Regions from separate parts of the Homo sapiens genome. Here region 2 is linked to region 1. A link is an interaction called in ENCODE POLR2A ChIA-PET data of the cell type or tissue named here. Cell type or tissue: PC-3. All regions are shown on one strand. Links, peaks and the distances in the headings refer to the core of each region. The heading gives the core; the rest is flanking DNA. Region 1 overlaps LINC01990 (long intergenic non-protein coding RNA 1990). Region 2 overlaps BBX (BBX high mobility group box domain containing).

Evidence for each region. ChIA-PET counts read pairs that join two places held together with the same protein. Peaks named below come from ENCODE experiments on the same cell type or tissue, not always from the same donor. Only the 100,000 strongest peaks of a DNase experiment are listed, where the experiment ranks them.
Region 2: POLR2A ChIA-PET joins it to region 1 with 6 read pairs; 2 of 35 experiments call an interaction of 5 or more read pairs at or near these places.

What each region holds. Positions count from the first base shown.
Region 1 is chr3:107,448,744-107,453,148 of GRCh38, reverse strand. All of the region lies in intron 1 of LINC01990 (long intergenic non-protein coding RNA 1990), which reads right to left. Among named protein-coding and RNA genes, the nearest start is that of LINC01990, 20 kb to the right of the region's middle. In PC-3, for the core only: no CTCF peak of the experiment used is centred there; a DNase peak (open chromatin) is centred at 2,688.
Region 2 is chr3:107,541,224-107,545,628 of GRCh38, reverse strand. The region is part of intron 2 of BBX (BBX high mobility group box domain containing); the gene reads right to left. Among named protein-coding and RNA genes, the nearest start is that of BBX, 20 kb to the right of the region's middle. In PC-3, for the core only: CTCF peaks have their summits at 1,532 and 1,734; no DNase peak of the experiment used is centred there.

The DNA.
Region 1 (4,405 bases), core at 211-4,210:
GCTGGACAGCTGATATTTTCATCAGCTATGTCTTTGCCCAGCTGCACAGATGGGCACTTAAATTATATAATAAATCACTGGCTTTCCAATGCACCCATCAAACCCTGTCAGTCATATAGCTTAAAACATTTAGAATCACAAGATCCTTGAAGATGTTTGTCACAATTGAGACAATTTGGTTCTTAATATAATATTCTACCTATTGTGGTGGAAAAAGGAATTTATTAGATAAGGAGAGGTAATACTTGTGTTCAAGTCCATGTTATACCTCCACTTCTTTCTCTCTGCTGAAGATCCCATTTGGCTTCTTAGGGAATAAGCTTCCTCATATATGAATGATAATTGTTACTATCTAGCCTCAGTGTCTCTTCTAGGTTAAAAGTGAAATTGAGTTTTATAAAATAAAAAAGTAGTAGTATTTTTATTTCTTATGATTATAAAGGATTTAACTTCATCAGTATTCAAGTGGTCTTGTATCATTCACGATGACTCAATAGCAACGTGTCTACAAATTATTCAAGCTCTTTCCATGACTCATGCCATGTATTATAACAAAGTAAGTTTCCTCTCTCTCCTGAAAAAAAAAGGCCTATTTTTTATATGAAAAGGGGTAGACATTTGGAAACTTTTAAAAAGAGATTTGCTAATAATATAAATGGTTGTTAACATTTTTAAAGTGAATTAAAAGCTTGTCACCAAGATACAACTAAGATTCTAGAAGCTATAGACTTCCATTTGGTGGAAAACGAGCATCAATATTATAAAGATTTTATAATGACTCCTTCAGAAATGCTGCCATGGAGGTGCATGTACCCAGGTGGAGGGAGGCTGGTCTATGGTCTATGGAAGTGCTGCTATAACAAAATACCACAGGCTGGGTAACTTATAAAAAACAGAAATGTATTTCTCACAGTGCTAAAGGCTAAGTCGAAGATCAAGGAGCCAGCAGGTTTGGTTGTCTGGCAAGGGTTGCTCTCTACTTCCAAGATGGCGCCATACTGTTGCATCTTCCAGAGGGGAAGAACCTTCACATGGTGGGAGGCAGAAGGACAAGCAAGCTGAAGGCTTGTATTTCATTTATTTTTTATTTTTTTAGTTTTTATGAGACAGAGTCTCACTCTGTGGTCCAGGCTGCAGCGCAGTGGCACAATCTTGGCTCACTGCAACCTCTGCCTCCCAGGTTCAAGCGATTTGCATGCCTTAGCCTCCCGAGTAGCTGGGACTCCAGGCATGCACCACCATGCCCGGCTAATTATTACATTTTTAGTAGAGATGGGGTTTCACCGTGTTGGCTAGGCTGGTCTGGAACTCCTGACCTCAAGTGATCCGCCTGCCTCAGCCTCCCAAAGTGCTGGGATTACAGGTGCGAGCCACTGTGCCTGACATGAAAACCACTTTTACAAGGGTCTTAGTCCCATTCACAAGAGAGGAGCCCTCATGACCTACTCACCTCTTAAAGGCCCTGCCTCCCAATGTGACATCTGAATTTTGTGGGAATTCATTCAAATCATAGCAGGAGCCTACTGTCATTCAGAACGATCTGAAAGGTCAGCATTGTTCCTGAAATAAGTCAATAAGCATACTATAAATGTAATAGCATGCTGAATAACTAAGACCCATATTCTTGAGTAACCTGGGATGACTGAGCCGTTTCCAGCCTATACTCTCCTTGCTCTTCCCACTTCTCACAAGAAGTGATGGTAACTACTGCTCTATAAGGTCAGAGGTCCAACTTTATCTGAGATATTTATTAGTGTCTTCTTCTACCCAGCTGGTTCTGGGGAGTCTTTGGACTGGGAGTGGAGGGGAACCCAGGACATGGAAACTCCTCAAAATTCATACCTGATGGGTTCTGTGGGTAGCACACTGGCCTTAGATATTCAGCAAGAAAAAAAAAAAACAGAGTTTTTCAACTAACTATATTAAACTCTGTGGCCCTCCACTCCTTAGGAAAAAAAAAAAAACTTACATCATTATTTTTTTTCTGACATATCATTTTTATATTTGGAAAATTTTGAAGATAAAAAAATTATATGTTGCCTAGATATTTTATCATTCAGAGATAACTTTTAATGTTTTGGGAAATTAAACATATATGCACTTATAAGTCATTCATATGTATAAAACTTTGAAGGAATACACATTTGAATGATTTGCCCTTGAAATTTGTATATAAATCTGAGCAGATATGTTTTATGTATTTATTTGTGAAACATATTCAAGCCACTAAGTGCCTTATTAGCAGGAAGTCCTAACTATCACTCTTGAGCTTTCTCTACCTACCTGGCCAATTCATCTCTCCTCTCTTCTGGCCAATTTCCCAAGAATACCAGGGATATACTTACTTGCTGCAGAGGATGGGTTGATAGGCAGGGCCATTCCTGCTCCCAGGGCTGGGCATAAAGAGATCAGTAATGACTAATCAACTCAGGATTGCTATTGATCCTGGCTGGTACCTAGTGTCACTGTTGAAGACTGTGCCCAAAGGCCAACAGATGCTTGTCTATTCTGTGTCATGCCCTTGTTGGTCTGAATGCCTCTCAGCACACCACTGGGGCTCTGAACTCGGGCTTTGAAATTATAGCTCTTAGTTTGCATGCAGATATTCTGTCGTTATTCACTACAGCAAAACCTTCTGTGTATCACTATGTCATCATGGCTAGCCTTAGTCACACACCATTGAGACTTTTCACAGTGCAGCCTGGGAAGTGTGTGACTATGGCTAGCCTTAGTCACACACTACTGAGACTCTTCACAGTGCAGCCTAGACTTGCCCATTCTTCAAGGTTATTTCAGGGACCTCCTTGACAGTTTTAGCCACTGAGCCTGGGGCAGGACCACTCTGTCCACCCTCCCAAGTCTACTTAACTCTGAGTCTCAAGAAGCAGAGTCAATAAGTGGGTCCCTTTGCCACATAGGCCTGGATTCCTTTGGCAAATGAATCCATGGCCTTATAAGAACAAGTTCTCTTTGTAAAATAGTGAGGTAGGTTGTGTTAAAACACTTTTAAGAAGCCAGTATTATGTCTCCTTTTAAAACTGTGTGTCTTAGTTATTTATAGAACTAGGAATTTCCTTTCAAATAATTCATCTCTGAACTGGATTTTTTTTGCAAGTAATTTGTAGTCTATACATCTAGACATAAGAATAAGTGATATAATTCTTAAGTAGTTTTCTACCCCCACCAAGGGGCATCCCATTGATGCTCAACCAATCATAATAGATATCCTGAATATATAAATATCATCCCAGTAGATGGCACAGTATTTGCCACATTGTGGAAGCTAATGACATGCTTGATTTCTCTTATTTTAATATCCAGATAGGGATGTTAAAGTCCTAGGGAACAAATAGGATATATCACAAAATATATCTCTGTCATCAAACATATCAATATATCATCAAAATATACCACCAAAATATATTTCTATTTTTTAATCTCAGCAGCCTCCTCCTAGCCCAAATCACATCATTTTTCACCTGGACAACAGGAATGGAATCCTCATTGGTCCTCTGCTGCCAGTCTTGCCAAATTCTAATAGATTTCCTTGCCATAGCAAGAGAAAAAACAAAAAATCAGATCATGTCACTCCCAAATTTAAAACCCATCAAAGGCTCTTCCTGGGTTTTAATTTATCATAAATGAAAAGCCCTTTGCCACCTCTGGGCCTTTGCTCTTATTCCCTAGTCTTGATGTGCTTTTCTCCAATTCTTCACACAGAGGCTCATTCTCAGCTGTTGGATAACTTCTCTCGCATGGTTGTCTCAGAGGCATCTTCCCTGACTTCACTTCTAAGGCTGCTACCTGCAGTTTCTCTCTTATTTCCTTTATGGAATTGTCATTTTAGTGGAGTTTCAAGGAAGAGTAAAGGTAAATATTGTCCAGTCTGCAATATTTACCTGGCTATTGTGATCATACTTATTTTGTGGAACAAAAGTTGTTACCATGTTCTGTACAGTTGTAAAACCTGCTTTTTATAATATTAAATCATAAACATTTTTAGATTAGTAAATATACATCTATAACATGATTTTTTATTATATTGATATGTCATAATTTAGGTAACAGAACTCTACTGTTAGAAATTTCAGCTGCTGTTTTGTGAAAGAGTTGGAGAAGACCAAGGTAATTCTTAAAGCCTTAAAAAAATGGAGATGGACTTTTGAAACTAAGATTATAGTCTGAAAGGAGAAATATGGATCAGTGACAGGGTAAACAGAAATTATTCTCAAAATCACAGAAAACTAGAATTGGGGTTGCTCTTAAAGCTCAAAAGAACTAAATTTTGAACAAGTAATGGAAATACCATATTAACCTTATTGAGCCAATTACAGTGTGGTTTCTCATGTAACAAACATGGTGGATTAGGATAGAAGAATAGATTTGATGGTTAAAGCAATGGGTG
Region 2 (4,405 bases), core at 310-4,309, 92 kb before region 1:
ATAAAGAAGGCATTACCATTTTTCCAAACATAAGGAATTAACCCTGTACAGTCTTCAGTGGCCCAAACCACCACCCTAGCAGTCATACAAGCACATTCTGAAAACTTCGGTTTCCAGCAAAACATAAGGTACTGATCTGCTATCACTACTCTCCTACAAAAATTAAAAGCTTTTATTTCCATTTAGCTACCACTTAAGATTTATAAAAGCTTCATTTTTTCTTTCATTCTCTTAACTTGAGTCCTCACAGAGCCCACTTTCCTCATCACAGATTGCCAATTTTTGGTACGTTAAAAATCCCATCAAGTTGCACTTATATTATGTGACAATTAGCTTTTAATGATGGATAAAGGGGATAGATGCTTAAAGTCATTTTGCATTCTATTACTGTACCCATCTAATAAAGAAAAGCTTTTTAATAAAGGTCAGAAAATTTTCTTCTTTAATCAAACTCTAAAAGACACACTAACTTGGAAAATACATTAAATTGGTTGGGCCAAGAGATATGTAACAGAATGTAAAGACTTTTGTCAATAAACCGCAGAGGTAAAGAAACGTCTCTATAATGTATTCTCTTAATTTCTATTACTTTTTAAAAAATTTTTTTTTTTTTGAGACGGAGTCTCGCTCTGTTGCCCAGGCTCGAGTACAATGGCGGATCTCGGCTCATTGCAAGCTCCACCTCCCGGGTTCATGCCATTCTCCTGCCTCAGCCTCCTGAGTAGCTGGGACTACAGGTGCCCGCCACCATGTCCGGCTACTTTTTTTCTTTTTTTTTTTTTTTTTTAGTAGAGACAGGGTTTCACTGTGTTAGCCAGGATGGTCTCCATCTCCTGACCTCGTGATCCGCCCGCCTTGGCCGCCCAAAGTGCTGGGACTACAGACGTGAGCCACCATGCCCAGTCAAATTTTTTATTTCTTATAGAGATGGGGTTTCGCTATGTTGGCCAGGCTGGTCTTGAACTCCTGGCCTCAAGTGATCTGCCCGCCTTGGCCTTCCCAAAGTGCTGGGATTATAGGTGTGAGCCACTGTGCCAGGCTTCTATTATATTTATAACTTTTAAAGTAACGATTTTACAAATAACTAGCATTTTACATTCAATAAATATATAATATGTACAGGTTTCCAGATGTGATGTTTTAACATCTCATGTCTAAAGACATGATTTCCTAGGATATAACTGCCTGCAGGGTCTCTGTATACATCTGTGGAAGTCATGCTATGTTCTAGAACCCTAAGAGATGCCATTCACATCAGCAAGCACAGATCTGTATCTCTGTGACGACATTTCAAAATGCAGTAAAGTGTTGTGTTCTAACAAAATCAATCTATTATGACAATTTTCCAACACTTAGAAATAAAGTATCACAAAAAGAGGTAACTTTTTTCTCATTTACACAAAGGAGCAGAATAGAGTCGCAGCTGCCCAGATTACCTGGCTAGTATTTTCTGGAAGTTCAGGGCTGAATGATGGTCATTTCCCAGGTGAACTCCCAGGAGCAGAACTCTGATAAGGCATATGAAGTTTCCTCCCTGAACTGCAGGACAAAAGATATTTTCTCCCAAATAAAACTTACAAATATACTAACCTTAAAAATATTATTTGGAATTTTAACTTACTAATGTTTAGCCTGCATACATGTAAATGGATTCAGTCCGAGTGACAAGGTATGTGGTCGCAATATTTCACTACAGTAGTTTCTTAATACAGCCACCATGAGGCGTCGCAGTACACAAATCAGTTAAATGACCCTTTCACAACTAAATCTGTTATGGCTTTACAAACTTCTTTTCTCCTCATCAACAGCTATGAGCAATTTATGCTTTCATGGACAGAACAAAATCTAACAGCTTTGAAATGGCTTTTAAAGACTCTTTTGCTTAAGATTAGGATGAGCTGTTGTGAAGCTGGAATGGTTTTTCCTAAAATCAGACTGTAATAAACTTAGGGCATTTGATAAACTGGTATGCCATTTAACAATGTGTTATTGTTTTGCAAATTCTTGCTCTGTTTTCACAGGACACAGGGAACTAAACTGAAGCCACGTACAGTTTATTATCCGTTAACTACTAAAATCATGTTGTGCCACTAAATAAAGTAGAACTAGTAACATAACTTCAAAGTTGACATGCATAATGTATTACCTATAGTTTCATTCTAACAATACATAACATTTTGGTTTAATTTTTTAACCATTTATAAACAATAAAAACAAATTGTTCACCTATTCCTGCTGTAAAGATGGTGTCGTGAATTGGCTAAAAATGTGTTTTACATCATTTTGGAGCTAAACAGATTTCTACAGCAAAACACCAAACCAGAAGTCTTATATCTCAGTTCCACCTCTGCCACTCAAATGGCCTGGGTCCTAGTTTCTTAATCTAGGCCTTCCTTTCTTCAAATTTATAATGATAGATTATAATGCTCCAAGATCATCTGTAGAATCCCTTTTAAAGCTAAAATATAATTCTCTTTGGATTTAAGTTATCTGAATCCAAACCTATTTTCTTTTTTATATTGTGACATGATGTTCATTTTTTTAATCACAGATATTTCATCTCAATATAACACTAACTTTTTTTAACTTTAGAAGTTTACCATATGTTTAGAATGAGTCAAGAAATAAGCTACTGAGGAGCAACTGTGTGTATGACAACAGGCTTAACAATGCAGAAACACAAATAGAGAAAAAGCTCTTTTACCCTGGGCTGGAAAGCCATGCCTTATTGCCATAGGCATAAGAAATTCAGTGGGAGCCTAGACTGGTCCATGCATTGTGGAGTGGTATGAATGCCACGTGGGAAGCCTAGGAGGCACGATAGGGGAGTGAGTGATTATAAATATGGCCTCCAGTAGACAGAATGAACTGGGATGGAATGCCAGCAACACCATTTACCAGAAGAATGACCTTGGGCAAGTTGCTGAGCCTCTGAAACTCAGTACCTCATTCAAAGTGGAGATAATAGTTCCTACTTCACAGGTTGTTGCATGGTATAAAAGAGGGTGGAAACACTAAATTCATGGTTTACATCACTGCTTAAAAACAGGGTGAAGAGGAACTCTGCTGAACTGTCTTTAGGACTTTTGTTTTCATATTCCACTTTACATGAAAAGCCAAACTAAAGAAAGTTCATAGTTTCTAACCACTTCCATCTCTATATGCTCTCTTCAATAAACATATGCTGTTCTTTCAAATTACAATTCTTCAACAAACCTCTTCTGTAGCCATTAATATTACACTATGTTCCAAAGTTAGTATACTCAAATACAAATTATGAAAACTGAGTTGAAGTAATGACAATCTATAGAAATAAACATTCTAAAATAAACCGCTTTTGTGTCAAATCTTAAATCTTTTAAATAAATAGAAGTTCTGGAGTTCTAATGTAATCAATCTTCTATCATTCTCCCACAGTATAATAATGACTAGACCTTTTTACTCTTGGGGAACTTAAAGATAAAGTCCTAACAAATAAAACCTTTCTATTATATAAAATATTAATTGAATAATTGATCCTGAAATAACTTGTAGATAGAAATATCTTCTCTTTCATAGTTGGCAGAGGTTCTCTTACTGGCTTCTGGAACCTCCTTTACTACGGAGTGCCAAACTAAAAAGCATTTTAAGTTTAAAAAGAAAAACTATCCAGTCGTGGTGACAAACACCTGTAGCCCAACTGCTTGGGAGGCTGAGGCAGAAGGATCACTTGAGCCCAGGAGTTTGAGGCTGTGGTGAGCTATAATCACACCGATGCACTCTAGCCTGGGTAACAGAGCCAGACTCCATCTCTTAAAAAAAAAAAAAATTATAGAATTTGCTTATACTTCTTTAAAAACATCAGTTAATATCAAGTTACAATATGAACATGTTACAGAAATAGGAGTAGCTCAGGTATCTGAATATCAAATCATATTCTCTAATTAATTTTCATTGTAACTTCAGAAATATGTCTCATGGGGGGGGGATTAACATAATCTAAATATAATCCAAATCTCACTTACAAATCCCAACATACACCTAAAAGTTCATTGTTTGTCAGTATGTGGTCACTATACATTTAATTTGCCATCACAAGTTGTGAAAAAAGTTAAGTCAAATGGACAGTCTTTCTACATAATTTTAGTACACTTATTTAAATGCACAAATAAATTTAAGTACACCCAAAATTTAAGGCCCTACATGGGCCTTAACTGATATTTTGTAGCTCACAGGGCATGAACAAAATTAGCACCGGATTTTCTTCACCACTGCTACTCCAAATATTTATAATAACTTATCAGGTTGAAATTAAGTACAAGAAAAAAAAATTTTAGCTCAAAAAGATAAATTTTGCACTGCTCTCTAGACAAATGGCCAGAATATATGAGTGCTGGTCGCAGGGGAGCCACTGCAAACTCAATAT